2 separate regions of the Homo sapiens genome follow, and region 2 is linked to region 1. Evidence: chromatin loops called from intact Hi-C (ENCODE). Cell type or tissue: ovary. All regions are shown on one strand. Links, peaks and the distances in the headings refer to the core of each region. The heading gives the core; the rest is flanking DNA. Region 1 holds the start of LRRTM1 (leucine rich repeat transmembrane neuronal 1). Region 2 has its middle 430 kb from the start of LRRTM1.

Region 1 (15,846 bases), core at 4,023-8,022:
CTGGAGTGCAGTAGCGCGATCTCAGATCACTGCAACATCCGCCTCCCGGGTTCAAGTGATTCTCCTGCCTCAGCTTCCCAAGTAGCTGGGATTACAGGCGCCCGTCACCAGGCCCAGCTAATTTTTTGTATTTTCAGTAGAGACAGGGTTTCATCATGTTGGTCAGGCTGGTCTAGAACTCCTGACCTCAAGTGATCCACCCGCCTCGGCCTCCCAAAGTACATTTTTTATAATAAAGTATTCATGAGAAATACACACATGCCATAGTAGCAGATTGGCAGTGATAAGAAAACTGAGGAGTAATGTAAGCAAACTCTGTTAACATCAAAGCTTTTCCCAGAAAGACAACCCTAATGCACCTCCAACTTACCTCCCCTCACTTGTCCCTGCTGTCTTGACTCTTCCAAAATTGTATGTGTGAAGGGGCAACATGTTGGGCTGCCCCATGGGATCAATTACCATGCAACTCTGCCTGCCTTGGAAGACTGCAATCAAAGTCTTATGCCAGATGTCAGAATACCATTATCTCCTAGGATAATATGGGAATAAACCAGCTGAAAGATACCTAAAGCTAGCACCTATGAAGGCTCTACACTGCCTGCTGTACCAATTACAAAATCAAACTTTAAGAGCCCTGCTAAGTGCTCAGGCCTGTGGTACACATAGACTTTCCATTCTAAGTGTTTAAAATCTAATAGGAGAGAAAACACATTATTCAGAAAGTTTTATTTTTTTGGACCCAATTCCACTAGCAAGGGTGGGCAATCACTTAACATTTCTGTCCCTTTAGCTTCTCAATTACAAAACTAGGGAATCAATGATATCTGGGTTTTTATTTCAGGTTAAAATTTGTGAATGTTCCAATAATGCATCTCAAAATTTAATTACCTGGGGCTAATGGTTAAATGCAGATTTGATTCCATGGGTCTGGGGAGAGGCCTGAGAATCTACATTTCTAATAAGCTCCAAGGTTTGTGGTCTCAGGCCTACACTTTTGAGTGGCCAAACTCTATTAGAGTTTGTTCATTTAATCTTTGTGACTTCTGTGTTTCTCTATTTACATTTTTTTTTTTTTGAGATGTGGTAGCTGGGTGTGGTGGCGGGCGCCTGTAATCCCAGCTACTTGGGAGGCTGAGGCAGGATAATCACTTGAACCCGGGAGAAGGAGGTTGCAGTGACCCGAGATCATGCCACTGCACTCCAGCCTGGGTGACCGTGCGAGACTCCGTCTCAAAAACAAAAAAAAATGTAAATAGAGAAACACAGAAGTGACAAAAATTAAATGAACAAACTCTATAGAGTTTACATGATTTCATTTAATTACCCCAAGTATCCTCTGAGATAGCCATCCTTAGCCCTATTTCACTGACCAAGAAGTGACTTGTATAGGGTTATACCGATTAAAAAGTGGCAAAGCAGAAATCCCAACAAGGTCTTTTTATTCTTTATCTCCAAGATGTTTAATGTCCCTTTCAGTTTTAAAATACTATCATTAGAAATTATTGCCACACTCATATAAAGTGAACAGGACCACAAGATTGATAAAAGTAAGCTGCTAATGGAGTTCAGAAGAAGAAAAAGGGATTGCTTTATAGAGGGCAGGGGCCTCGGAGTCAGTTAAGAAATCATAGAGGAGATTTGCCATCAACCTTGAAGGATAGTTAAAATGAAGGTAAGCAAAGATGGAGAGAATATAAAAACATAGGTAAGCATAACATGGCATAATCAGAGCACCAGTATGTTCTCTACACCAGTATAGAGAAAACCTGTGGAGAGGGAGGACAGGCCTCATGAACTGGCATTTCTTTCTTTTCTTTCTCTCTCTCTCTCTCTTTTTTTTCTTTTTTCCTTTTTCTGAGACAGAGTCTCACTCTGTTGTCCAGGCTGGAATGCAGTGGCGTGATCTCGGCTCACTGCAACCTCCACCTCCCAGGTTCAAGTGATTCTCCTGCCTCAGCCTCCTGAGTAGCTGGGATTACAGGCACCCACCACCACGCCTGGCTAATTTTTGTAGTTTTAGTAGAGAGGGGGTTTCACAGGTTTCACCATGTTGGCCAGGCTGGCCTCAAACTCCTGACCTCAGATGATCTGCCCACCTCAGCCTCCCAAAGTGCTGGGATTACAGGCATGAGTCACCATGCCCAGGAGAACTTGCATTTCTATTTATTATTATTAATTCATTTATTATTTCTTTTATTATTTATTCTCATCATTTACATCATTCATAGAGCATGGCAGTTAGTTTCTTATTGCTATCCATGTTACCACGTTGCTTTAAGAGTTGGACAAAGTTTGATAAGTAGAATGACCTCAATTTCTAATTTGTTTCTCCTAAGTGGATCTCCTGAGAGCAGCCTTGGGGCCCCCACCCTCAGCCTCTCCATGCACCTTTTGAGCATTCTGTAAAATGCCAGCTGTATGGTATGTGCCCACAGAAACAACAAAGTTAATTCTCTCTTTTTGAAATTGTGACTCCCACTCTCCGCCAATTCTTCTAAAGGTTTCCTTTTAAAGAAAAGCCATGGTTCGCTGCCACTGAAAATTAAAGACAACAGCATAAAGATCAAGGTCCAGGCTGGTGCTAGCGATGACAGAACATTAAAATAATCACTCAAATTTCCTTCCTTGAACATTGACAAAGATTGCTAATGGAAAGCCAATCCCCAGAATGCAGATTCATTTCAGACTTTCTGCACTTGCACCTCTGTGTTCACAAATTATTTTGACTAAAATGAACAAATTGGAAGTGTTGAGATAAAACAGAAGTAATGACATACCAAAAAAAAAATTGTATGTTACTCCCCCACTCCACTTCACAACATAGAGTACCACGAAAAACAGGAGGGCTCATTAGGCAAAGGCTAATTTACAAGGTTGAAGAGAGAAGGAATTAATCGACTCTTCCCTCCGTCAAGCTATACTTCTGGCCTCTCTAACTACAACGAATTTGCTCCATGAGCTTCTCTCTTCTACCTCCCCTTAGTTCCAGATTATGTTTGGCCATCAGATTCATAACTCATATAACCCAGACTTCCTTCCCATTTGCTGAATCCATATTTTCAAGATTCTTATCATTTCTTACCCCAAACTGGAGGTCTGGCCTCAGTGCCCAATCACATGTTGGCATGATGGCTTGGGATGGTATTCTTGATGCCCAACTATTAGTACTAGACTTGCAGCTATAGCGGTTCAGCTAGATGAGCTCAGGTTCCTTCCCCTGACAAACATGGAAAATGTCAAGGGTATTTTCAAAGCATATAAAGCATCTCTTATCCAATATACAACATTTGAAGAAGAAGTTTGCCAACAGAAATCTATGGTCACCCGGGAAGAAGAGATTGATCCAGTACATGCAATAGCTACATTGTAACCTGGTGAATCAGATATTTTCAAAAGACAGGTACAGACATATGAGAGAATAAGCAGGAGGAAAGAAAAAAAACTTCAGGTGAGCTTTTTTTTTCTTTTTTTCCTTTTTTAGTTCATTGGACACTTACAGGCATGAAATTAAAACTCATGAAAAACAGCCATATCGACTTGCTGTGGTGACTCAAAAGTTGTCGTTTCTCGATTCAACTTTGCTGAAACACTCGATTCATGTTGTTCTTATTTAACCTAATTTGCATTGATTTAATCAGTGCTGGTATGCTTTAAATACATAATAAATTGGGATTCTGCAACTTAGATGACTTAGAATAGCTAAATTTCAATAAAGCTCATTTCAATCTGTTAATGTATACGGTTCTGCCAAGGGGTTTAAAACTGTAGAAAAGATGCAAACTTGCCACATTAGAGGTGGGAAAGGCTTAAAGATACCATATAGATGAAATGATTTGCAGGATAATAATGCAAAAAGCAATATATAGAAAATATATATTTATATATAATATATATATATAATTTATTTATTTTAATTACAGCCTAGGAGCATCTTGTAAGTTTTGAGTAGCACACTTAGAAGAAAACTCACATATAAATCAGTGAATTTAATTTTATTCCCTTTCTTTCTTGCCAACACTCAACTCTTCTGCCTCTCTGCACCAGCTCTACAAATCAAGTGACATCCAAAGTGGGACCTCTTCTTGCCCATTTGGCAGCCTCTGTCACCACTTTGCCAAGCAGCCAGCATTAGGAGGATTTTTTTTTTTCCTAGCAACCCTAGGGATTGGGTGGTGTGTACTCACAGTACTCGCTGAATGGCTGGCCGCTGTTTAACCCTGCGGGTGCCTCCTCAACACCCCTCCCCCACCTCCCAACCCTTTAGAGTTTATGGCTCCATCAGCTGGCCTGCTGTCACGAATAATTGTCTTGGCAAGAGGTGAAACCACTTGATGGTGAATTTGTTTGTCTGTCTGTTAAAGTGTTCCGCAGCACCTTGGAGGTGCCAGGATGAAACATGCAAATGCCTGATCCAGAGTTAGGTAGGCAGCAAGAGTGACAGAGAGGCAATCATCAAGAATGGCAAATTAAGAAAGAAAGAAAGAGAGAGAGAGAAAGAAAGAAAGAAAGAAAGAAAGAAAGAAAGAAAGAAAGAAAGAAAGAAAAGAAAAGAAAAGAAAAGAAAAGAAAGAAAGAAAGAAAAAACCATCTGTGCCAGTTGCAAGCTGTATGACCTTGGATAAACCATGATGTCTCTTGGCCTCAGTTTAGTCACGTGCAAAATTAAGGGGGTTGATTTTCTAATGTCTCTTCTAACTCCTAAGACAGCATGTGATGTCTAGGACATTTCAGATTTGTGTTCCTTCCAATTAAATGATACATCTCAGAGATGAATGACCAGGGCAGAGCTCAGATGAATACAAAATGGAATGATTCATGCCCCTGTTCATATGACTTTTCCTGAAAAGTACCACCAGTCTTTGGTGACTTTGATTCCATTGGTTGGCCTCTTCAGCTTAGATGCTAAGGACCAATCCAGTTACTTGTCCAGTCTATCTACCCTGGCTCTGGTAATCCACCCTCATTCCTATCAAAGTAAGTGCCACTACATATAATGCCTACTGATTTTGACTTCCTTAGAGGCAGAAACGATGGGAATTCAAACAGTGGAGCTGGAGACTCACATTTGACTCTCCCTACCATCTCCCTGGGCATCTTTGTCAAGAAGGAAGGCTTGCCCACACTCACTTCCCGCAGGCTTTCTCAGCCATCTTGGAGGACTTTGTTTAAACAGATGACCAACTGACCCTCCCCAGGGCAGACCCTCTACAGACCAGTAGGCACAAGGTGTGTGTGTGGGGAGGTGGGGGGAGAGCTCATTGTAAGGACTCCTATCTATAAATGATTATGAATAGAAATAATGAGGCAAAGGCTTCTCGTCATACTCAGAGGAAAAAGTGGCACAACTTAGTGCAGTCTCAAAGATTAATTAGGATGTGTGTATGGAGACGGGTAGGCTTCATTATGGCTTAAACTATCACGTCCCTACACATTCACACTCTCTTGGAGTGGGGTGCACTGCAGGGCCCAGTAATCACCATGAACAGCACAAGTCAGGGTAAGCCCTCCCCATGTCAGACAGTACAATCGTTCTTTAATCCACTCTGTACCCCATATGTATCTGTGGAGCCTGATGAAGCCCCGGAGGGATCTCAGTCAAGTCTCCCTGCACACAGACATACCTTTTTGCCACACTGGATCTCACACCACCGGGACTTGGATGGCTTCCCAAACTAGGTGGGTTTGGAAAGCATTTCCCCTCTCCACCTCAAAAAAGGGCTGGCTGACTGCAGAATTCCAGTACCCGCAAGAGGGGGAAAAAACCCCAAAAATCTTAGCCAAGCCCCAAATCATTGCCTTCCTGTGTCTTCTCTCAAGTTGCTTTTCTAAAGCAAAGGTCCAAACGTTGATTTCTCTACAGATTCCTACGTATCTCTTACACGTAGACAGTTTTAAAGGGGAAAAGAATATATCCCCAAAAGGCAAGGGGGAGAGCACAGAACATTTCAGTTTCCCACTTGGAAATATCTTGTCGTGGATGATGCTACCCCTACCTCCACCTCCCTCCCCCCTCCTTTTTTTTTTTTTTTTTTTTTTTGAAATATGGACAAAAAAGCTGAAAGTGTTTTCCGTTTCATCAAAAAACATATATTACTTTAGTGGTTCGGTAAAATGTTGGTTTTATGCCCACCCCTTTTCAATCTGCCCATGTCTGAGGTGCTCGGGGAAGACGCACAATCGTGAGCAGCTTACGACACTCAGTGAGCAGTAGGTGCCTGTGCAAGCTCGCGCCGCACACTGCCTGGTGGAGGGAAGGAGCCCGGGCGCCGCTCGCCGCTCCCCGCGCCGCCGTCCGCACCTCCCCACCGCCCGCCGCCCGCCGCCCGCCGCCCGCAAAGCATGAGTGAGCCCGCTCTCTGCAGCTGCCCGGGGCGCGAATGGCAGGCTGTTTCCGCGGAGTAAAAGGTGGCGCCGGTCAGTGGTCGTTTCCAATGACGGACATTAACCAGACTGTCAGATCCTGGGGAGTCGCGAGCCCCGAGTTTGGAGTTTTTTCCCCCCACAACGTCACAGTCCGAACTGCAGAGGGAAAGGAAGGCGGCAGGAAGGCGAAGCTCGGGCTCCGGCACGTAGTTGGGAAACTTGCGGGTCCTAGAAGTCGCCTCCCCGCCTTGCCGGCCGCCCTTGCAGCCCCGAGCCGAGCAGCAAAGTGAGACATTGTGCGCCTGCCAGATCCGCCGGCCGCGGACCGGGGCTGCCTCGGAAACACAGAGGGGTCTTCTCTCGCCCTGCATATAATTAGCCTGCACACAAAGGGAGCAGCTGAATGGAGGTTGTCACTCTCTGGAAAAGGGTGGGTAAGACACTTTTTAATTAAATTCTTTCCCGAAGATTTTTTTTTTCCTCCCTTTTCTTTGCTGCAGCATCTAACATGGACCAAATCACCATCTCTTTGATCTTTCCGTGGCTGTGAACTTTCTATGCTGCCCAGCTTTCTGCATGCTTAGAGGTGAACGTGTGGTTTTTGGGGAGGGGGGTCCTTCTTTATTTCTATGTATTTATTTGATTTTTTGCCCTTTTCTCCCCCTCCCCCGCTTCCCCTCCCTCGGAATAAAATATGATGTAGATTTCTGACCGAGCGCTTCCAATGGACATTCTCCAGTCTCTCTGGAAAGATTCTCGCTAATGGATTTCCTGCTGCTCGGTCTCTGTCTATACTGGCTGCTGAGGAGGCCCTCGGGGGTGGTCTTGTGTCTGCTGGGGGCCTGCTTTCAGATGCTGCCCGCCGCCCCCAGCGGGTGCCCGCAGCTGTGCCGGTGCGAGGGGCGGCTGCTGTACTGCGAGGCGCTCAACCTCACCGAGGCGCCCCACAACCTGTCCGGCCTGCTGGGCTTGTCCCTGCGCTACAACAGCCTCTCGGAGCTGCGCGCCGGCCAGTTCACGGGGTTAATGCAGCTCACGTGGCTCTATCTGGATCACAATCACATCTGCTCCGTGCAGGGGGACGCCTTTCAGAAACTGCGCCGAGTTAAGGAACTCACGCTGAGTTCCAACCAGATCACCCAACTGCCCAACACCACCTTCCGGCCCATGCCCAACCTGCGCAGCGTGGACCTCTCGTACAACAAGCTGCAGGCGCTCGCGCCCGACCTCTTCCACGGGCTGCGGAAGCTCACCACGCTGCATATGCGGGCCAACGCCATCCAGTTTGTGCCCGTGCGCATCTTCCAGGACTGCCGCAGCCTCAAGTTTCTCGACATCGGATACAATCAGCTCAAGAGTCTGGCGCGCAACTCTTTCGCCGGCTTGTTTAAGCTCACCGAGCTGCACCTCGAGCACAACGACTTGGTCAAGGTGAACTTCGCCCACTTCCCGCGCCTCATCTCCCTGCACTCGCTCTGCCTGCGGAGGAACAAGGTGGCCATTGTGGTCAGCTCGCTGGACTGGGTTTGGAACCTGGAGAAAATGGACTTGTCGGGCAACGAGATCGAGTACATGGAGCCCCATGTGTTCGAGACCGTGCCGCACCTGCAGTCCCTGCAGCTGGACTCCAACCGCCTCACCTACATCGAGCCCCGGATCCTCAACTCTTGGAAGTCCCTGACAAGCATCACCCTGGCCGGGAACCTGTGGGATTGCGGGCGCAACGTGTGTGCCCTAGCCTCGTGGCTCAACAACTTCCAGGGGCGCTACGATGGCAACTTGCAGTGCGCCAGCCCGGAGTACGCACAGGGCGAGGACGTCCTGGACGCCGTGTACGCCTTCCACCTGTGCGAGGATGGGGCCGAGCCCACCAGCGGCCACCTGCTCTCGGCCGTCACCAACCGCAGTGATCTGGGGCCCCCTGCCAGCTCGGCCACCACGCTCGCGGACGGCGGGGAGGGGCAGCACGACGGCACATTCGAGCCTGCCACCGTGGCTCTTCCAGGCGGCGAGCACGCCGAGAACGCCGTGCAGATCCACAAGGTGGTCACGGGCACCATGGCCCTCATCTTCTCCTTCCTCATCGTGGTCCTGGTGCTCTACGTGTCCTGGAAGTGTTTCCCAGCCAGCCTCAGGCAGCTCAGACAGTGCTTTGTCACGCAGCGCAGGAAGCAAAAGCAGAAACAGACCATGCATCAGATGGCTGCCATGTCTGCCCAGGAATACTACGTTGATTACAAACCGAACCACATTGAGGGAGCCCTGGTGATCATCAACGAGTATGGCTCGTGTACCTGCCACCAGCAGCCCGCGAGGGAATGCGAGGTGTGATTGTCCCAGTGGCTCTCAACCCATGCGCTACCAAATACGCCTGGGCAGCCGGGACGGGCCGGCGGGCACCAGGCTGGGGTCTCCTTGTCTGTGCTCTGATATGCTCCTTGACTGAAACTTTAAGGGGATCTCTCCCAGAGACTTGACATTTTAGCTTTATTGTGTCTTAAAAACAAAAGCGAATTAAAACACAACAAAAAACCCCACCCCACAACCTTCAGGACAGTCTATCTTAAATTTCATATGAGAACTCCTTCCTCCCTTTGAAGATCTGTCCATATTCAGGAATCTGAGAGTGTAAAAAAGGTACCAATCATTGATTTTTTTTTTTTTTGTAAACTAAAATGTTTAAAATAAAATAGCATTTACAGTTTTTACAGACTGGTGTAACCTAAATGAATTGTTACCTGTGTTACAAGAAAAGCAACAGTTAAAATTTCCTTGGTGGGTGGGGAGGGAGTTGTCCAGGGGCCAGAAGGAAAATCCAGGAGCAACGTAGTCAGATTCAATTTGAAATTTTAAAGAAGGGCAAAGAAAGCTTATCAGATTAATGATTTATGTTAATTTACTCCACATGTGTAAGGACTAGAAAAAGAAAAACTGCAAGACCCTTTATATTACTGGGGCAGGGACAGTGCAATCTAACCACCTTCAGGCAACTGAGAGGTGGACTGAGGACTGGGCACCCTTACTCAGCCTTTAAAGCAGAGAGCATTGCAAATGGTTTTTAAAAAGCAATGCCAGACAGTTTCTCCTAGGAACACGAAACATTTTTGCACTTAATGTAACCATCTTTCAAATCACCTCAAAATCTCATCCCCAAATGCCACCTGTTCTTAATTCTCCTGAGTCTTTGATTCACCAGACTTAGTAGCATTTGTGCCCTTCTTGTACCCCCTGTTAAAGGGAGCCCCTCAGCTCACTGCTCTCTTTGGTCTGGCTGAGGGGAAGGAGGCAGAATCCCGATGTTTAGGGCTGAAAGCTGTGCTTCTGGAGCACATTGCTAAGACTGCAGCAAGCTTAGGCTCCCAAACAGTGACAGCACATTCCTAGTTTCTATGGGGAATGAGGAGAAAAACCTACCTTAGGATGAATGCCTGCAGGGTAATGACTTGTAGCAAGAGACTTTAGGGGCAGAGGTGACAGAGCAGTGATGGGGTGGGGAGAGTGGGAGAAGATACTCATTTGATCCTGTGTTTGCATATTTCTGAGATGGGAATAATTTGTTAACCCAGGACAGAAAAGCTGCCTCTTCTCAGATGGCCCTTTTGTGTAATGCTTGCTTTCCCTTTTTTTTTTTTCTGTGTTGAGAGTGATGATTGCTCCTTCTCACCCCTCATAGGTTTCCAGGTCCATCATTGAGATTTCAGTTTCTATTGAACTAAAGAGTGAGGAGGTGGTGGTAGTGGCAGTTGGTGGGTGCAGAGAAGGGAAGGGGAAGGCTGTGTGCATTGGACGGAGGGCTCCTTCATCAGATGACAATTTAAGCAAATGTATGATTGAAATAAACTGTCATGGATGACAGATGCTGAACCAATGTAGCCCATGTCCCTAAGTCTTTCTCTTCCCTCTCTAACGGACACTAAAGAGTTGCATCTTTCTGTTTTTATTTTTCCTTTTTTTTGAGAGAGAGAAGTCCAAATAGCAGGAAGAGGGAATGGGGGGATGGGGAACCACACACTACCATCCCCCAACATGCAAATGTCTCCAGCTACCAATCTTAGGAGGCAAAATCAGCTTTTTGAAATGCAGAATGGTATCACCAGAAGGTTTCCTTAAGCTAAGGGTTGGTGGTAGGTTTCTCTTTTACCTATGGAGAAACCAGTATGCCTAAAAATAGTATTTCTAAGAGTCTCTTTCAAGAGAAATATTTTGCAAATGTCTTTTAAGATGTTAAGCCCTGGGAGACAGCTTCTTACACACACACACACACACACACACACACACACACACACACACACACACACACCCCAACACCCCAGCTCATTTTTCCTGGCCAGGAAACTTCATCTTGCTTTATTTATAATTAAAACATGACATTATGACACACATCATGCACATGACACCCATTCAGACTATTAGTGTTCTAGAAGAGAGGTGCTTTGTTTGATAACTTTGAGGAGGGGGTTTTGAATTTAAGCATAATCATTTGGGTTTGCCTTTCTAAATAGCATACCACTCCAAGAGCAGGGGTAGCAGGAAAAAGATTCTCTCAGGGATGTGCCTTACCTAAAACCCTACTAAAGCGACCTCCTCTAGAAGACGGCATACCTTTTTTAGAAAACAAAAAATGTAGCAACTGAAGGAGGGCTCCTTGGATTCCGTGAACTTAACCATCTCATAGGAAGGCTACAGGAATCCAGCGCCCAAAGCTGCTTTGGCTTGGTGCATTAAAGAGCTGTGTGGGTGTGCTTACAGGGAAAGCTTTCAGAAGCAAAACCTTTCTGGCAAGCATCAGAACCACAAGTCCCCTCCTACCCTCTAGAAATCTGAATATTGGAAACTGTAGTTTATCTCCTATCCCCAAGACATTTTTATCTTTCACTCTTCTTGTTTCAAGGTGGCCATAAGACAGAGAGAGAATAATCGTGCTTTGTTTTATGCTACTCCTCCCACCCTGCCCATGATTAAACATCATGTATGTAGAAGATCTTAAGTCCATACGCATTTCATGAAGAACCATTGGAAAGAGGAATCTGCAATCTGGGAGCTTAAGAGCAAATGATGACCATAGAAAGCTATGTTCTTACTTTGTGTGTGTGTCTGTATGTTTCTGCGTTGTGTGTCTTTGTAGGCAAGCAAACGTTGTCTACACAAACGGGAATTTAGCTCACATCATTTCATGCCCCTGTGCCTCTAGCTCTGGAGATTGGTGGGGGGAGGTGGGGGGAAACGGCAGGAATAAGGGAAAGTGGTAGTTTTAACTAAGGTTTTGTAACACTTGAAATCTTTTCTTTCTCAAATTAATTAATCTTTAAGCTTCAAGAAACTTGCTCTGACCCCTCTAAGCAAACTACTAAGCATTTAAAAGAGAATCTAATTTTTAAAGGTGTAGCACCTTTTTTTTATTCTTCCCACAGAGGGTGCTAATCTCATTATGCTGTGCTATCTGAAAAGAACTTAAGGCCACAATTCACGTCTCGTCCTGGGCATTGTGATGGATTGACCCTCCATTTGCAGTACCTTCCCAGCTGATTAAAGTTCAGCAGTGGTATTGAGGTTTTTCGAATATTTATATAGAAAAAAAGTCTTTTCACATGACAAATGACACTCTCACACCAGTCTTAGCCCTAGTAGTTTTTTAGGTTGGACCAGAGGAAGCAGGTTAAATGAGACCTGTCCTCTGCTGCACTCAGAAAAAATAGGCAGTCCCTGATGCTCAGATCTTAGCCTTGATATTAATAGTTGAGACCACCTACCCACAATGCAGCCTATACTCCCAAGACTACAAAGTTACCATCGCAAAGGAAAGGTTATTCCAGTAAAAGGAAATAGTTTTCTCAACCATTTAAAAATATTCTTCTGAACTCATCAAAGTAGAAGAGCCCCCAACCTTTTCTCTCTGCCTTCAAGAAGGCAGACATTTGGTATGATTTAGCATCAACAACACATTTATGAGTATATGTAAGTAATCAGAGGGGCAAATGCCACTTGTTATTCCTCCCAAGTTTTCCAAGCAAGTACACACAGATCTCTGGTAGGATTAGGGGCCACTTGTGTTTCCGGCTTATTTTAGTCGACTTGTCAGCAAGTTTGATGCCTAGTCTATCTGACATGGCCCAGTAGAACAGGGCATTGATGGATCACATGAGATGGTAGAAGGAACATCATCACATACCCCTCTCACAGAGAAAATTATCAAAGAACCAGAAATTATATCTGTTTTGGAGCAAGAGTGTCATAATGTTTCAGGGTAGTCAAAATAAACATAAATTATCTCCTCTAGATGAGTGGCGATGTTGGCTGATTTGGGTCTGCCATTGACAGAATGTCAAATAAAAAGGAATTAGCTAGAATATGACCATTAAATGTGCTTCTGAAATATATTTTGAGATAGGTTTAGAATGTCAAAAAAAAGGAATTAGCTAGAATATGACCATTAAATGTGCTTCTGAAATATACACACACACTCCTACCTCTCAATCTATCTCTGTATATATAACAGCACACACACAAATATGCACACATGTGTGTGTGTGTATATATATATATAATATATAATATATAAAACCACATAGTACCACACACACACACATATATAACCACACACACACACCCATACACGCGCAGGCAGGTGACCATTATGTAACTACCTTCTAGCACTAATCATCCTAATACTTTCTTCTTCATAATCAAACTTTTATTCAGGAAAGGATCTGATAAAATCAGTGACAGTTAAGATATAAATGACTGATATGGCTGATGGTATTTTCAGGCATTAGTTAATGAGTAGGTAGACGCTTTGCAGGCTGGGGAACTTCTGGGCTCCTTATGCCACAGCAGAGTGTAACCTGCTGTCTAGTGGGAAGAGCCAGCAAATGGGAATATATTTTTTGAGAGTATTTTCCACCTCAGTATTTTTCCATTAAAGTATGCTCTACTCTGATTTTTTTGTTTTTCTGGGATTCAGGAGGCAAAATTCTTACTTCTGATTGGGCACCATCTCCTGGCCTTGCTCAACTGGACACAATTTCTGAAGACTTTTGCTTTTTTTACTCAAAGTGAAGGGCCTGGCAATTGCATTCTTACAATTTAGACAAAGATATAAATGAGATGGAGAAATACAATTTACTGAGCAGTCGCTGGTATGGTGCCTTTATCTAGATCACAATAAGTGAGGGAGGTGCTAGCAACCTTATCTTCACATGAAGAACCTGAGGCTTACAGAAGTCAGGTACATTGTGCAAAGTCACCCAGCTAGTGATTGGAAGCACTGGGATGTGCTAATTGACTTGGTGGCCTTTTCACTACACACTGTTTCTTTATTCCTTGAATGGTTGCCCCTCCACTCCTACACCTAACAAAGAGCCTAGAACTAGACTGGGAACAGGATACATGCTCAACACATTCTTGTTGAATGCCATGGGCACAGTGGTGAAATCCAGGAATTCTGACCATGACTTGTTTGCTCTGGTCACTGGTAATTGGGCAATGCAGGACTCTGCCAATAGAGGAGACTTCTCCGGGGTTCCAGGAGAAGAAATGGCCAGTACATTCAGTCCGACCCCTTAAAATAGGATTTTAGACTCAGAGAGAGTAAAGTAGAGACATCCATATGTTATTGTCAGGGATTTATCTGCATTTCTTCCTTAGTGATTAAATGGATCATGTGTCTATGGTACTGGTTCTCAACCAGGGGCAAATTTGCCACCCAGTAGACATTTACTTGTTTGTGTCTGGAGACAGTTAAAATTTTTATGCATGGGTGAGATGGTGCTACTGGTATCCAGTAGGTAGATGTCTGGATACTGTGAAACATCCTACAAGCAAAGGACATCCCCCACATCAAATAATTATTTGACCTAAAATGTCAAGAGTGCTGAAGTTGAAAAACCCTGCTCCACGACAGAAAGTAATGGTGCTATCTAAAGCATCATGCTGTGCTTCAGCTTTACAAGGAATGGTCTTACTTCTGAGTTAGTTTTAGATTTACCTAGACTTATTCCTTTTAAGTCTTTCTCTTGCCAGGTAACTGGAAATCTAAATTAAAAGCCCTTAGGTTCACTGATAATCAGCAAAAGTTAACACATAGTTAACACATGCTTCTCAAAGAACATATGGCAAAACTTAAATTAACTAGGACAAAACTAGTCAGAACCCTCAATTGACCCACTTTTTCTTTAGCAATACCTCATTTAGGAAACAGGAAAAAAAAATCAAGTTAACAGTGGAGATTTAATTAACAAGAAGGAAAATGAGAAACTTGATATTCCTTCCAGGAGGGGTTCTGCAGTCTGAACAAATCCAACCCACCAGCCTGTGCCTTCTTCTTCCCCAACCAAAACTGTAATGTATGTGAGGTGGTGATGAACCTCTATTTTAAAAATCAGTGTGCTAAAAAAATAAATGCTTGAGGTGATAGATACCTCATTTTCCATGATGCAATTGTTACACATTGCATGCCTCTATCAAAATATCTCATGTACCCCATAAATTTATGCATCTACTATGTACCCGCAATAATCGTAAAAAACTAAAAAAAAATAAGCTAGAAAAAAATCAATGTGCTCAGTCTGGTGAGTAGGGTGCACATATTTAGGGAAATGATCTCAGTCCTTAGAAACAGGATAGTCTAGAGATACAAGAACTGCAAACTGAAATTCATCTGGGGACAGACAGGCAACACAGATGAGTGAGGTTCATGGGCAGATGAAATTATAAGGAACTAGAGAATTCACTTAAAAGAATATAATTCACATTTGGTTCTGGTTAATCATAACATTTCTGCAGGGCAGGTCAAGTAAGCGCTCTGGAAGAAATAGGGTCTAGAAGTCAGGAGTTATCATCTTTAGACATAGTACTGTCATTTACATGCCTGGGATCATCTGTTAATCATCTTACTGCAATTGGTCTCTGTGTCTACTTTTAGAAGGATTCTTCTAGGTATTCCCTAAGAACCTTTCCAGTTTGGGGCTTCTATTTTACCATTTTTTCCCCACAATAAAACTTGAAACAAAAGTGGTTTTCAAGAGAGTGTCACTTAACCAGAAAATTAAAATTCCCCTGAATTCCTATTCCTCCAGACATTCTGATTCATCAGGCTTGCCTGAATATTAATGAGCAGATATAGGTTAAAAAAAAATTCACTGAGAGTCAGGGGCTTCAGAGAGGTAGGTGGACATGCTGGAAAACAGAGGAGAAGATGAGAAAGCTCAGGCATGTATGGGTGGGAGAATTGGGTTTTTAGAATGTGCAGAAGAGATGAAAGGGAATCCTAGAGAGGACACACACACTCACCCGCACATGAGACCTGAGACACAGGGATGTGGTGTGAGGTAGCCCCCTACCCACAAAAAAAAAAAAAATTTGTTCAGGACTCTCAAAATGACATACTACATTGTAAGTGGCCACAATGGATATTAGGAATTGAGAGACCTTTCTAGTAAAATGGGGTATGGGATGGGAGGGAAAGAGAGAGAAAGAGAGATTGAG
Region 2 (15,846 bases), core at 4,255-8,254, 430 kb before region 1:
TGCCAGTCTTTTAATTGGTGGGATTTAGCCCATTTACATTTAAGTTTAATATTGCTGTATGTGAATTTGATCCTGTCATCATGAAGCTAGCTTGTTATCTGGCACATTGGTTGATGCAGTTTCTTCACAGTGTCATTGGTCTTTACATTTTGGTGTGTTTTTGCAGTGGCTGGTACCAGTTTTTTTTCTTTCCATATTTAGTGCTCCCTTCAGGAGCTCTGGCAAGCCAGGCCTGGTGGTGACAAAGTCCCTCAGCATTTGCTTGTCTGGAAAGGATTTTATTTTTCCTTCACTTATAAAGCTTAGATTGGCTGGATATGAAATTCTGGGTTGCAAATCCTTTTCTTTTAGAATGTTGAATATTGGCCCCTACTTTCTTCTGGCTTGTAGGTTTTCTGCAGAGAGATCTGCTATTAGTCTGATGGCTTCCCTTCATAGGTGACCTGACCTTTCTCTCTGGCTGCCCTTAACATTTTTTCTTTCATTTCAACTTTGGAGAATCTGATGATTATGTGTCTGGGGTTGATTTTCTCATGGAGTATCTTAGTGGTGCTCTCTGTATTTCCCAAATTTGAATGTTGGCCTGTCTTGCTAGATTAGAGAAGTTCTCCTGGATAATATCCTAAAATGTGTTTTCCAACTTGATTCCATTCTCCCCATCACTATCAGGTACACCAATCAATTGTAGGTTTGATCTTTTCACATAGTCCCATAATTCTTAGAGGCTTTGTTCATTCCTTTTCATGCTTTTTTCTCTAATCTTGTTTTCATGCCTTATTTCAGCAAGGTGGTCTCCAATCTCTGATATTTTTTCTTCCTCTTGATCAATTCAGCTATTGCTACTTGTGTATGCTTCACGAAGTTCTCATGCTGTGTTTTTCAGCTCCATCAGGTCATTTATATTCCTCTCTAAACTGATTATTCTAGTTAGCAGTTCTTGTAACCTTTTATCAAGATTCTTAGCTTCCTTGAGTTGGGTTAGACATCCTCCTTTAGCTCAGAGGAGTTTGTTATTATCCACCTTCTGAAGCCTACTTTTGTCAATTCATCAATCTCATTCTCTGTCTAGCTTTTTGCCCTTGCCGGAGAGGAGTTGTAATCATTTGGGGGAGAAGAGGCATTCTGGCTTTTGGAATTTTCAGCGTTTTTGCACTGTTTTTTTCTCATCTTCGTGGATTTATCTACCTTTGGTCTTTGAGGCTGATGACCTTTTGATGGGGTTTTTGTGTAGGGGTCTTTTTTGTTGATGTTGTTGTTGCTTTCTGCTTGTTAGTTTTCTTCTAACAGTAAGACCCCCCTTGTGCAGGTCTGCTGCAGTGTGCTGGAGGTCCACTTCAGACCCTGTTGACCTGGGTATCACCAGTGGTGGCTGTAGAACAGCGAAGATTGCTGACTGCTCCTTCTTCAAGAAGCTTTGTCCCAGAGGGGCACTGGCCTGATGGAAACCAGATGGCCTGATGGCATCTCTCCTGTATGAGATGCCTGTTGACCCCTTTTGGGAGGTCTGTCCTGTCAGGAGCCACAGGGGTCAGAGACCCACTTGAGGAGGCAGTCTGTCCCTTTGCAGAGCTGGTGCACTGTGCTGAGAGAATCCCCCTTGTCAGGATCAGTGGCTCTCTTCAGAGCTGGCAGGCAGGAAAGGTTAAGTTTACTGAAGCTGCACCCACAGCCACCCCTCCCCCCAGGTGCTCTGTACCAGGGAGATGAGAGTTTTATCTGTAAGCCCCTGCCTAGGGCTGCTGCATTTCCTTCAGAGATGCCCTGCCCAGTGAGGGGGAACTTAGAGAAGAAGTCAGGCCACAGCTGCATTGCCTTGCTGTTGGTTTCAGTAGATTTATTTAGCTTACTGTTAAATACTTACTGTGGTGAATTCTGCTGTTGGTTTCAGGTAGATTTATTTAACTTACTGGTAAATACTTACCGTGGTGAATTCCGCCCAGTCCAAACCTCCCAGTCTCCTAAGCACTGTCAAGGGAAAACCGCCTTCTAAAGCCTCTGTCATGGTGGATGCCCCTCCCCTGACCAAGCTGGATCTTCTCAGGTAGACTCCAGACTGCTGTACTGGCAGTGAGAATTTCAAGCCAGTGGTTCTTGGTTGGCTGGGCTCCATGGGAGTGGGACCTGCTGAGTGAGACCACTTGGCTCCTTGGCTTCAGTCCCCTTTCCAGGGGAGTGAACAGTTCTCCTGTGTTACTGGGGTTACAGGCACCACTGGGGTACAAAAAAATCTCCTGCAGCTAGCTCAGTGTTTGCCCAAATAGCCACCCAGTTTTGTGCTTGAAACCCAGGGCCCTGGTGGTGTAGGCTTATGAGGGAATCTCCTGATCTGAGGATTGCAAAAATCTGTGGGAAATGCCTAGTACCAGGGTGAGTAGCACAGTCCCTCATGGCTTCCCTTGGCTGGGGGAGGGAGGTCCCTGGCTCCTTGCACTTCCCAGGTGAAGCAACACCCCACCGTACTTCTGCTCACTCTCTGTGGGTTGCACCCACTGCCTAACCAATGAGATAAACTGGATACCTCAGTTGGAAATGCAGAAATCACCCACCTTCCGTGTTGGTCTCACTGGGAGCTGCAAACTGGAACTATTTCTATTCAGCCATCTTGGCCCCTCCCTGATAAGATCAGTATTAAGTTCTTTAAATGAATTTTTAAGATGTAATTCTTATAGCAATCCTATAAGGGTAGTTATGCCCAACGCCACATAGCAAATATCTGAGCTATGATATAAATCCAGGCAGTCTGAATTGAAAGTTTATATTTCTAACCACTAATTTTTTAAATATGTCATAGGTCAAAATCTAATGTAATTACCATGCTAGAAAATACTCCCTTAAATAGGAGCTACAACTATGCAACTGCCCAATGGGTTCATTTTGCCCACTATTCACATGGAGCCAATTCATCAAGACAGGGGAATTGCAATAGAGAAATAGTTTAATTCATTCAGAGCTGGCTAAGCAGACCAGCTTTTATTATTACTGAAATCAGCCTCCCCCAAAATTTGGAGGCTAGAGTTGTTCAAGGATTGTTTGGTAGGCCAGGGAATTGGTGTTGCTGAGTGGTTGAGGATGCTAGAGTAGTGGAAAATGGTCCTTGTGTGGGCTGAGTCCACTGTTGAGTGGGGCACAGAAATGGTTGTTGGATCCAGCTGGAGCCATCAGTGGTCAGAAATGCAAAAATCTGAAAAGATATTTCCACTTTTACATTCTATAATAGTGATTTTATCTGTAGGAGTAATTAGGGAAGTTGCAAATCTTGTGACCTCTAGAATAATGTCTGGTTATCATTCCACCTAGTCCTTAGCAGAATTCAGGCACCTTCCATACTCTTAACCTAGGGCATTTTCTTAGCTTTACAAAAGTGGTTAAGTTTTTGGGAAGGGCTATTATAATTTAAACTATAAACTAAATGTCTCACAAAACTAGCTTTACCCAAGCCCAAGAATGTTTAAGGGCAGTTTGGCAATTCAAGGCAAGATGGGAGTTGGTTAGATTAGACCTCTTTCACTATCATAATTTTTTCACTGTTATAACTTTTGCAAAGTTGGTTTCAAGTAGATTTATTTAACTTACAAAATGAACTTCCTATTTACCTTATGTAGCTTCCTAGGTTAACCTCACTAATAAACTTTGGTGTTATTTTTCCTATTTAATTTTACTGTTGTCCTTCTTCTTTTGCATACCACTGTTTGTCTTGGTAAAGACATCAATTTGAAGATAGAAATGTCAAAAAAAAAACTCTCAAGCTATAAACAGAACAGAATATAACATGCATATTATTGAGAGGATTTTGAATTCTTAGAAGCAGAACTTATTAGAGAAACACATTGTGTCAACATACCATTCATATTGATCTCAATAAATTCAAAAAAATCTCCACTAGAGTTTCTCCTTTGAGTTAAAATATTATTTACATAAAGGGAATTACAACCTGAGAATTTCCACTCTATTATACCTGGGTAGATGCTGATGCCTTTTTAGAAAAAAAAAAAATAAAGTTTTTTTTTTTGTCTTTTGGTTTTTAATTTATTTAATTTTTCTGGGTACATAGTAGGTATATACATTTATGGGGTACATAAGATATTTTGATACAGGCATACAATGCAGAATTATCACATCACAGAGAATGGGGTATCCTTCACCTCAAGCATTTAACCTTTGTGTTACAAGCAATTCATTACACTCTTTTACTTATTTTAAAATGTACAATTAAGTTATTGACTGTAGTCATTCTGCTGTGTTACCAAATAGTAGGGCTTATTAACACTTTTAATTACCTTTTTTGGTACCCATTAGCCATCCCCACCTTCTCCCCCCAACCCCCATCCTCTGGTAACAATCCTTCCATACTCTATATCCCATCGTCCATTGTGTATATGCACCAATGGATACCATTGTACCAATAGTATTTCATTGTGTATATGTACCAATGGATATCAATGGATCAATGAATAAAGAAAATGGATAAAATATTTACACATTCGTCTGTTGATGGACACTTGGGTTGCTTCCAAATCTTGGCTATTGTGAACAGTGCTGCAACAAACACGGGAGTGCAAATATCTCTTCAATATACTGATTTCCTTTCTTTTGGGTATATACCCAGCAGTGGAATTGCTGAGTCATACGGTAGCTCAATTTTTAGTTTTTTTGAGGAACCTCCGAACTGTTCTCCCTAGTGGTTTTATTAACTTACATACCCAACAACAGTGTAAGAGTGTTCCCTTTTCTCCACACCTACACTAGCATTCGTTATTGCCTATATTTTGGATATAAGCCATTTTAGCTGGGGTAACATGTCTTATTGTAGTTTTTATTTGCATTTCTCTGATGACTCATGATGTTGAGCACCTTTTCCTATGTGTGTTTGCCATTTGTGTCTTTTGCGAAATGTCTATTCAAAAATTTTGCCCATTTCTTGATCAGACTGTTAGATTTTTTTCCTATAGAGTTGTTTGAGTTCCTTATATATTCTGGTTGTTAACTTCTTCTTAGATGGGCAGTTTGCAAATATTTTCTTCCATTCTGTGGGTTGTCTCTTCACTTTGATTATTTCCTTTGCTGTGCAGAAGCTTTTTAACTAGATGTGATCCCATTTTTCCATTTTTGTTTTGGTGGCCTGGCTGGTGGGGTATTGCTCCAGAAATTTTTGCACAGACCAACGTCCTGGAGAGCTTCCCCAATGTTTTTTGTTTGTTTGTTTGTTTGTTTGTTTGTTTGTTTTGAGACAGAGTCTCGCTCTGTTGCCCAGGCTGGAGTGCAGTGGCACGATCTCAGCTCACTGCAAGCTCCGCCTCCCGGGTTCATGCCATTCTCCTGCCTCAGCCTCCCAAGTAGCTGAGACTACAGGTGCCCACCACCACGCCTGGCTAATTTTTTGTATATTTAGTAGAGACGAGGTTTCACCATGTTGGCCAGGATGGTCTCAATCTCTTGACCTCATGATCCACCCACCTCGGCCTCCCAACATGCTGGGATACAGGTGTGAGCCACCTCGCACGGCCCCCCAAAGTTTTCTTATAGTAGTTTTATGGTTTGAGATCTTAGATTTAAATCTTTAATCCATTTTGATTTGATTTTTGTATATAGTGACAGAGAGGGGTCTAGTTTCATTCTTCTGCATATGAATATCCAGTTTTCTTAGCACCATTTATTGAAGAGACTACCTTTTCCTCAGTGTTAAGTTCTTACAAACTTTGTCAAAAATGAGTTCACTGTAGATGTTTAGATTTATTTCTGGGTTATCTATTTTGTTCTGTTGGTCTATGTGTCTGTTTTTATCCCTGTACCATGTATTTTTGCTTATTGTAGTTCTGTAGTGTAATTGGAAGTCATGTAATGTAATTCCTCCAATTTTGTTCTTCTTGATTAGTATAGCTTGGGCTATTATAGGTCTCTTGTGGGTCTGTATACATTTTAAGATAATTTTTTCTATTTCTGTGAAGAATGTCACTGGTTCATTGGTATTTTCATAGGTATTGCATTGAAACTGCAGATTTCTTTGGGTAGTGTGAACATTTTAACAATATTGATTCAATCCATGAATATGGAATATTTTTCCTTTTTGTTTCCTCTTGAATTTCTTTCATCAGTGTTTTCTAGTTTTTATCATAGAGATCTTTCCCTTCCTTCATTGATTTCTAAATATTTTATTTACAGCTATAATAAATGGGATTGCTTTTTAAATTTTCTTTTCAGATTGTTCACAGTTGACATATAGAAATGCTACTGATTTTTGTAGGTTAATTTTGTATCCTGCAACTTTAAAAAATTTATTTAGAAGTTCCCATGGTTTCTTTATGGAGTCTTTAGGTTTTCCCAAATATAAGATTATATCATCTGCAAACAAGGATGATTTGACTTCTTCCACTTCAATTTGGATGTCCTTTATTTCTTTCTCTTCTCTCACTGCTGTAGCTAGGACTTCCACTACTATGTTTAAAAACGGTGGTGAAAGTGGGCATTCTTTTCATGTTCCAGATCTTAGAGGAAAGGATTTCAGTTTTTCCTCATTCAGTATGATATTAGCTTTGGGTCTGTTGTATATGACTTTTATTATGTTGAGGTATGTTTCTTCTATACCCAGTTTTTTGAGGGTATGCAGTATGAAGGCATGTTGAATTTTATCCAATGCTTTTTCAGCATCAATTGAAGTGATTATGTAATTTTTTACATTTCATTCTGTTGATATGATGTATCACATTGCTTGATTTGCATATGTTAAACCATCCTTGCATATCAGGGATAAATCCCACTTGGTCATGATGAATGATCTTTCTAATGTATTGTTGAATTTGGTTTGTGATATGGTTTGGCTGTGTCCCCACCAAAATCTCACCTTGAATTTCCAAGTGTTGTAGGAGGGAACAAGTTGGGGGTAGTTGAATCATAGGGGCAGGTTTTTCTCATGTTGTACTCATTATAGTGAATCAGTCTCCCGAGATCTGATGGTTTTTTAAGGGTGAGTTTCCCTGGGCAATCTCTCTTTTTGCCTGCTGCCATCCATGTAAGATGTACTTGCTACTCCTTGCCTTCCTCCATGATTGTGAGGCCACCCAAGCCACGTGTAACTGCAAGTCCATTAAACCTCTTTTTATTCCCAGTCTCAGGTATGTCTTTATCAACAGCATGAAAACAGACTAATACAGTAAATTGGTACTAGTAGAGTGGGGCACTGCTGACAAGATACCCTAAAATGTGGAAGCAACTTTAGAACTGGGTAACAGGAAGAGGCTGGAACAGTTTGGAGGGCTCAGAAGAGGACAGGAAAATGTGGGAAGGTTTGGAACTCTCTAGAGACTTGAGAGTGCCTTTGACAAAAATGTCTTTATCAGCAGTGTGAAAATGGACTAATACGGTTTGCTAGTATTTTGCTGAAGATTTTTGCATCAAAAATGGACATTTTAACAATATTGATTATTCTAATCCATGAACATGGAATATTTTTCCATTTTTTGGTGTTCTCTTCAATTTCTTTAATCAGTGTCTTATAGTTTTTATTATAGAATCTATATTTCTCAGGGATATTTGTCTGTGGTTTTCTTTTTTGATGTGTCTTTGTCTGGTTTTGTTATCAGGGTAATACTGGCTTTGTAGAATGAGTTTGAAAGTAGTTCCTCTTCCTCTATTCAGAATTTGAGTTTGAATAGGATTGGTATTATTCCTTCCTTAAATGTTTGGTAGAATTCAGCAGTGAAGCTGTTGGGTCTTGGGCTTTTCTTTACTGGAAGATTTTTATTATTGTTTTAATCTTGTTACTTGTTATTGGTCTGTTCAGGTTTTGGATTTCTTCCTGGTTCAATCTTGGTAGGTTGGATGTGTCTAGGTATTTGTCCCATTTCTTCTAGATTTTCCAATTTATTGGCATATAGTTGCTCATAGTAGCCAGTAATGAGTCTTTGAATTTCTTCAGTATCACTTGTAATGTCTTTTTTTCTGATTTTATTCATTAGTATCTTCTGTATGGTTTTCTTAGTCTGGCTAAAGGTTTGTCAATTTTTGTTTATTCTTGCAAAACACCAACTTTTTGTTTCATTGATCTTTTGTATTGTTTTCTTTATTTCAATTTCATTGACTTCTGCTCTGATCTGTATTGTTTCTTCTAATTTTCAGGTTGGTTTACTCCTGATTTTTTAGTTCTTTAGCATACCTCATTGGATTGTTTATTTGAAGCTTTTTTTTTAAATATAGGCACTTATAGCTATAAACTTTCCTCTTAGTAGTGCTTTTACTGTATCCCATAGGTTTTGGTATGTTGTTTTCCCATTACAATTTGTTTCAAAAAATTTCCTTCTTGATTTCTTCATTGACCCTGCTGGTGAATCAGGAGCACATTGTTTAATTTCCGTGTATTTGTATAGTTTTCAAAATCCATCTTGTTAATTTCTTGTATTCTATTGTGATCAGAGAAGATGCTTGATATTATTTCAGTTTTTCTGAATGTTTTTAGATTTGTTTTGTGACCTTGTCTATCCTTGAGAATGACCCATGTGCTGAGGAAAAGAATGTGTAATCTGCAACCATTGGATTAAGTATTCTGTAAATATTTATTAGATCCATTTGGTCTATAGTGCAGTTAAGTCTGATGTTTCTTCATTGCTTTTCTACTTGGAAAATCTGTCCAATGCTGAAAGTGTTGTCTTGAAGTCTCCAGCTATTATTGTATTGGGGCCTTTCTCTTTAGCTCTAATAATATTGCTTTATGTATCTGGATGGTCCACTGTTGGGTGCATGTATATTTAAAATTGTTATATCCTCTTGCTGAATTGATCCCTTTAACATTATATCGTGACTTCCTTGTTTCTACTTATAGTTTTTATCTTGAAATCTATTTGTCTCATATATGTATAGCTACTCTTGCTTTTCTGGTTTCACTTGCAAGGAATATCTTTCTGTATCCTTTTATTTTCTATGTGACTCTTTAGGTGAAGTGTGTTCCTTGTAAGCAACAGATCAATGGGTCTTTTTTTGCTCATCCATTCAGCCACTCTGCCTTTTGACTGGAGAGTTTACTCTATTTACATTCAATTTTATTATTAAATAATGACTTGCTCCTACCATTTTCTTATTTATTTTTCTGATGGTTTTGTTTTCTACCTTTTTTCTTCCTGTCTTCTTTTAGTGAAGGTGATTTTTTTTTACTTGTGATTAAAAAAAAGAATAAAAAATGAAAACTAAAATAAAAAATGTTTCTTGCTTTTAATTTTATGTCTCTCTTGTAAGTTTTTTGAGTCGGAGATTATCATGAGGTTTGCAAATATTATCTTATAACCCATTATTTTAACCTGATAACAACTTAACCTTATTTGCATAAACAAACAAAAAGAAAACAAATAAAAACTCTGCACCTTACTTTTGTTCCCAGGCTTTTAAACTTTTTGTTTTTTTCTATTTATGTCTTATTGTGCTATCAATGTCTTAAAATGTTGTTGTAGTTATTTTTTAGTGGTTCATTGCTTATTCTTCCTACTTAAGATAAAAGTAATTACACATCACAGTTATCATTTTATAAAATTCTGTGTTTTTCTGTGTACTCACTACTACCAATGAATTTTTTACCTTCGGGTGATTACTTGTCACTCATTCACGTTCTTTTCCTTTTGATTGAAGTACCCCATTTAGCATTTCTTGTAGGACAGGTATGGTATTAATGAAATACTTCAGCTTTTTTTTGTCAGGAAAGTCTTTATTTCTCCTTCATGCTTGATGCATATTTTTGGCAGATATACTATTCTAGGGTAAAAGTTTTTATCCTTCAGCACTTTCAATGTGTCATGCCACTTTCTCCTGGCCTATAAGGTTTTCACTGAAAATTCTGCTGCCAGGCATATTTGAACTCCATTGCATGTTATTTGCTTCTTTTCTGTTACTGCTTTTAGAGTCCTTTCTTTATCCTTGATCTTTGGGAGGTTGATTATTAAATGCCTTGAGGTAGTCTTCTTTAGGTTAAATCTGCTTGGTGTTCTATAACCTTCTTGTACTTGGATATTGATATCTTTCTCTAGGTTTGGGAAGTTCTTTGTTATTATTCCTTTGAATAAATGCTCTACCTTGATCTCTCTCTCTCCCTACCTCTAAGGCTAAGGCTAATCATCTTGGATCTGTTTTTTTTGTTTTGTTTTGTTTTGTTTTTTTTTTTTGAGACTATTTTCTAGGTCCTGTAGGCATGTTTCATTGTTTTTTTATTCTTTTTTCTTTTGTATCCTCTGACTACATATTTTCAAATGCCTGCCTTCAAGCTCACTAATTCTTTCTTCTGCTTGATCAGTTCTACTATTAAAAGACTATGATGCATTTTTCAGTATACTAATTAGATTTTTCAGCTCCAGAATTTCTGTTTGATTCTATTTAATTATTTCAATTTACTTGTTAAATTTATCTGATGGAACTTTGAGTTTCTTCTCTGTGTTCTCCTGTATTTATTTGAGTTTCCTCAACACAGTTATTTTGAATTCTCTACCTGAAATGTCACATATCTCAGTTTTTCCAGGATTGGTCCCTGGTGTCTTATTCAGTTCATTTGGTGAGGTCATATTTTCCTGGATGGTGCTGGCGCTGGTAGGTGTTATTCAGTGTCAAGGCATTGAATAGTTAGATAGTTACTGTAGTCTTCACTCTCTGGGCTTGTTTGTGCCCGTCCTTATTGAGAAGGCTTTGCAGATATTCGAAAGGACTTAGGTGTTGTGATCTAAACTGTATCTGCCTTAGGGGGCACCTCAAGCCCAGTAACAATGTGATTCTTGCAGATTTATAGAAGTACTGCCTTGACAGTCTTGGACAATATCTGGGAGAATTCTCTGGATTACCAGACAGATACTTGTTCTCTTCCCTTAGTTTCTCCCAAACAAACAGTTCCTTTCTCTGTTCTGAGCCACCTAAATCTGGAAGTAGATTGACACAAGCATGCCTGTGGTCACCACCACTATGACTGTGGTGGGTCAGACCTGAAGCCAGCACAGCACTGGGTCTTGCCCATGGCTAGCTGTTACCACTCCCTGGCTACTGCCTATGTTTGTTCAAGGCCCTGAGGGTCTACAGTCAGCACTTGGCAAGGCCAGCCAGGCCTATGTTCTTCTATTTAAGTTGGTGAGTTCCCACAGGCCCTAAGTGGGTCCAGAGGTGCTGTCCAGGATGCAGGCACTAGTATCAAAACCTTAGAAGTCTACCTAGTGTTCTGTTCTACTGTGGCTGAGCTGGCACTTAAACCACAGTCATTTCTACTCTTCCATTCTCTTTCCAAATGCAGAGGAAACTTACCCCATAGCCACCACTATCACAGGCCATGGGGAGTACTGCCAGACTACCACTGATATTTCTTTAAGGCCCAAGAACTCTTAAGTCAGCTATGGTGAATGCTGCCTGGCCTGGGATTCGCCCTTTAGGGGAGTGGGCTTGCCTCTGGCCTGGGGCAGGTCCAGAAATGCCAGTTAAGAGGCAAGTTCTGGATTCAGGGACCCTAGGAGCCCACTTGGTGCTCTACCCTCCTGTGTCCATGATGGTACCAGAAGCCAGCAAGTCTCAGAGGTTCACCCAAGGTCCTCAATATAGTACCTGGGTATTGTTGCTGGTTATTCAGGGCTGAAGGGCTCTTCAGTTGGCATTTGATGAATGCTGCCAGGACTGGGTCCTTCCCTTCAAGGAAAAGCATTCTCTTCTGGCCCAGGGTGTGTCTAGAAATGTAATCTGTTAGCTAGAACCTGGAACAGAGGCCTCACAACTCTGACCATGCCCTATCCTGCTGTGGCTGAGCTGGTATCCAAGATACAAGAGAAGATTCTCCCCATTCTTCCTTCTCCTCTCCTCAAGCTGAAAGAAGGGGTCTCTCTTGAAGCTGTGAGCTGTACAGCCTGGAGTTAGGGGAGGGAGTTAGAGAGTCACTACTTTCTTAGTCACCCCAGCTGGCATCTTAGTATATTGTGTGTACTGCTCCTGTCCACTGTCTTTGGGTCCAGCTCAGCACCAGAACTTACCTAAGAGTTGCAGTCGTTATGGCCCAGACTGCCTTTCAAGTTTACTTAGAAACCCAGAGCACTTTAGCCCTCAGTGATGAGGTTTGTGGGAACTTAGGTTTGGACCACTGGGATCTGTGGTTCCCCTCTAGCTAGGGCTGCTTTAAATGCTACCTCCATGGGTGGGCATCAACTGACTTTGTTCTGATTTTTGTTTCTACACTAGCAGGACAGCACTGAGTTCAATGCCTCACAAATGCTGTGCTCTTCTTACCTCAGTACCCAGAGACACTTTCCACACTAGGCAGCTGCTGCTGGGTGGGGGGTGGGGGGGATGTAGGGGAGGGGTGGTGTCAGCTATTCCAGGCTATTTTTTTCTGTCTCTTTAGTGCCTCTTTCAGTGAAACAATGTTAAAACCAGATTATATGAGGGTTCACCTGATTTTTTGTTTTATGAGGTGTTTCTTCTGTATAGACAGTTGTTAAGTTGGTGTCCTTGCAGGAATTGGGGGGTGGGGATGACTGGTGGAGATTTCCGTTCTACCATTTTGCTCTGCCTACATCCTCTGAAGACTTTTTTATACTTTACTTTTGCACAAACATCAATACAATTGCTTTCTAATATCCTCCTAAAATATATCAACTTCTTTCCCTGGCTTTCAAAGCAATCTCCAAATAGATCCCATCTACATCTCTAAACTTGTTTTTTTCTAAACCAGCTACTCTATATGTGTTTATTTTCTTATCATCCGAGTATAAATCTCTGCCTTTTCTGCATTTTCCAACATGTTGGGGTACCTCCTCTGGGCTCTCTCTCTTCACTACCATGTAGACCTCTACCCAAAGAACAATAGAATTCTCCATTGAAACATACCCGTCCCTATCCCTTTTCTTAAACTTCATCACGAATCTATTAAAACATTTATCATTTTGCCAGTACAGTTTTTTCCTAAATTATATTATCTTCAATTTTTGTATGTAAGTACTGTCTTCTTAATTAGATTATTATTTCCATAAAATTAGGAAGTTTTCCGCTTTCTTTTCTATGTTTTCAACCTAGACCTGTCCTGGGTGACAAGTTTACTACTCACTTAATATCAAATGGTCATGAATTTGAATTCTGGCTTCTGTAAATTCAGCTATTTGAGCTTGAATAAGCTGTCTTATAAGCCTCAGTCCTCACCTGTATCAGAATGATGAGCATATTTTTTTTCAAAATATTGTTATAAGTACCCTTAAATCAAGAATATTGTCGTCTGGTTCACTACTGCATACTAGCACACACAAAATATAGTACTTGAAAAACAGGGATTGATAAATATTTAAATAAATGTAAAGATAATGTAAAATGATATTTATCAAGTTTATAACTGGCACAAAGAAACTCAATAAATGCCCAAACCTTAGAATTATTCATTTGTCAATTGGCTTTATGAATGAGCTTAGCTGAGGATCAGTGATTGAAACATTTTTTTTCACTGTACTGGGGATAACAACAGCTTCCTTGCTGAACATCACAAGACGTTTGGAAGATGAGAACAGTCATGGGGCTCACAAGAAAGGTGCTAGCAAGGTCATCAAAATGCTGTACCAATAAGAGATGTGACTTATCTATAAAGATGATGTGTAGATCTCAATGTCAAGTGTCACCTCACCTCATAGAACTCATGATTTATGAGATTTTCACATTCAAAAAAATATTTAACAACTTATTTTAAGTCCTTGGAGTTTTGTCCTAATTTCTGCATTTGGGATTTAGAAGTGTTACAATGTTTTTATTGGCCTAGGTACAGAGGTAGAATCACAACAAGCCCTATGAAGTGCAGAATGCAGCATAACCAGACTTCTTGGATGTTGTCCAAAGTGAATTATTAATAAAGTTTAAGAAAATGTTTTTTGGCCCTCCTATTACTATTTAATTATTAAATGTCTCACTGACATTGCAGGGCATAAATGATTCTCCAGCAGTTTAGTATTTATTGTTGGTTGAGAAAGAGACAGTTGGAGTTGTGATAACATTAAAGCATCTTTAGAGGTTTCCAGGACGTGATAGAAAAGGTGACATAATGTAAAAACCTGAGCTTTGGCACCAGACTAGATTGTATTCGAATACTGGCCTTTCAGAAATTTGCTGTATGATTTTGAAAAACCACTTAACTCTTTGTGCCTCCTTGTCTTCATCTGTAGAATAAGGATAAATAACAGCTGCATTTTAGGTTTGTTGTTGAAATAACATGGAATGAAAATGATTGTGATATTTTACTTTGAATTTCAAAATCCCTCTCACTGAGGGTCAAGTACCTTCTATGAAGAAGATTACAGAGAAGGGAAAAACGAAATCTTAGAAAGCAACATGGAGTGTAATGTATAACAGGACTAAGTGGCATATAAATTAGGGTAATACTTCCTTCTGTAGTAGATAAATCCCCAGAAATCATAGTGATTTACCATAATAAAAATTACTGTCTTGCTGACAATTCAATGAGCGTGGTCAGGAGATGAACTATCACAGGGTGATTTAGGGGCCCAGTCTTTTCCATCTCATGACCCCACCATCTTTCAGGACTTCTAAGTCCTTCACTGTCAGCCAGTGGTCATAAAGAGTAACGGTGGTCTAAGAGGTTTTTATAGCCCAGGTCTGAAAGAGACAGCCATCACTTCCACCACATTTCAATGTCCTCAGTCTTGTGGTCACACTAAACTGTGAGAGAGGCTGCGAAATACAACCTAGCTCTGTGTCCAGAAGGAAAAGGGAATGATTGTGGTAAACAGTTAATAATTTATACCACTAGTAGTAAATACCAATCAGCAAAGGAATCTATTACATGAAAAAGGGATGCAGACATCAAATATGTAAACTATTAAACTTAGAAAAAAAAAAACTCTGCTAGTTATTGAGACCTTAAGAGAAAGTAAATTCTTATGAAGAGAGAAAAACAAAATGGTAATAGACAATATGCAGAACTTGAATGGATGTGTATTACTTTAACCACAAAAGTGAAGGTAACCAAGAACCAGAAGAAATGTGATCAACTAGAATTTAAGGTCTCATTCCATGCTTTAATTTAGATATCAACATTCCAGTAAAAATCCATACATACAGTAAAATTAATTAGTGGCAAGGCCTTAATGTTACCTAGTTAGTTTCACTTGAGAAGAATTTTTTATTAAAAAGAAAAGAATTAAGGAAGATTGTATTCCACAGATTAAAAAAAAAGAAAGAAAAGATTGCATCATAATGAAGAAAATTAAATCTCAGGGATTAAAGGTTATTAAAGGTTAAATGAGTATCAAACGCCTCAGATAATTTTTGCTGATTTTAATCACAGTTAATATTCACTGCTATAATATATGGCTTCAATCCACCTTGTTTTGCCTGGTCTAGGCTGGCATAGCTGTTAGGAAGGAAATCCCCTATAACATGAATCCTGACTAGGAAACTGACACTCAGTATCCCCATGTTTTGGAGTGGTTTCACAATCTGCTGCTTGAATTGCTTTCCCCACCTTAACAGTGGAGGGTCAAGCTAACTCAGAGCAGCAAGTCTGTAAAAATGAGAAAGAATTGAATGTTGATCCTCTTCCTCAGCTGACTTTTCTTCCTGCTCAGAGGATTTTACTTTTAACAGTGGAGGCTCAGGGGGCATTAAATTGGCTTTGTTGCTTATTTCTTGATTATGCCAGTGGCTATTTTGTCCATAATAAATAAGAAAGTCTCATTGTGTCGGGAAGATCCTAGGTTTGACCCAACTCTCCCTGGCTCCTAAGAAAGAACCAGAGGGATGTTTTAATTTATCTGATATTGTCTCCATCCTTGGTTCACCCCCATCCTCGCCATAATGCTCTGACCAAACATCTCATTTGCTTTATCTTTTTGTCTCCAATCTGTCTCCACTGTC

What was found. Hi-C counts contacts between places; a loop is a spot of excess contacts. Peaks named below come from ENCODE experiments on the same cell type or tissue, not always from the same donor. Only the 100,000 strongest peaks of a DNase experiment are listed, where the experiment ranks them.
Region 2: it touches region 1 in a loop (10-fold over the local background); 1 of 110 quality-filtered maps calls a loop at or near these places.

Annotation. Positions count from the first base shown.
Region 1 is chr2:80,295,099-80,310,944 of GRCh38, reverse strand. The region is part of intron 7 of CTNNA2 (catenin alpha 2); the gene reads right to left. It overlaps LRRTM1 (leucine rich repeat transmembrane neuronal 1), which reads left to right and starts at 6,193. Exons shown (of 2, transcript NM_178839.5): 1 at 6,193-6,793; 2 at 7,067-9,067. The coding sequence starts at 7,126. The coding sequence ends at 8,694. RefSeq lists an enhancer at 6,751-7,376. In ovary, for the core only: no CTCF peak of the experiment used is centred there; a DNase peak (open chromatin) is centred at 6,334; H3K4me3 peaks cover 843 bases.
Region 2 is chr2:80,723,186-80,739,031 of GRCh38, reverse strand. No RefSeq gene overlaps it. Among named protein-coding and RNA genes, the nearest start is that of LRRTM1, 430 kb to the right of the region's middle. In ovary, for the core only: no CTCF peak of the experiment used is centred there; no DNase peak of the experiment used is centred there.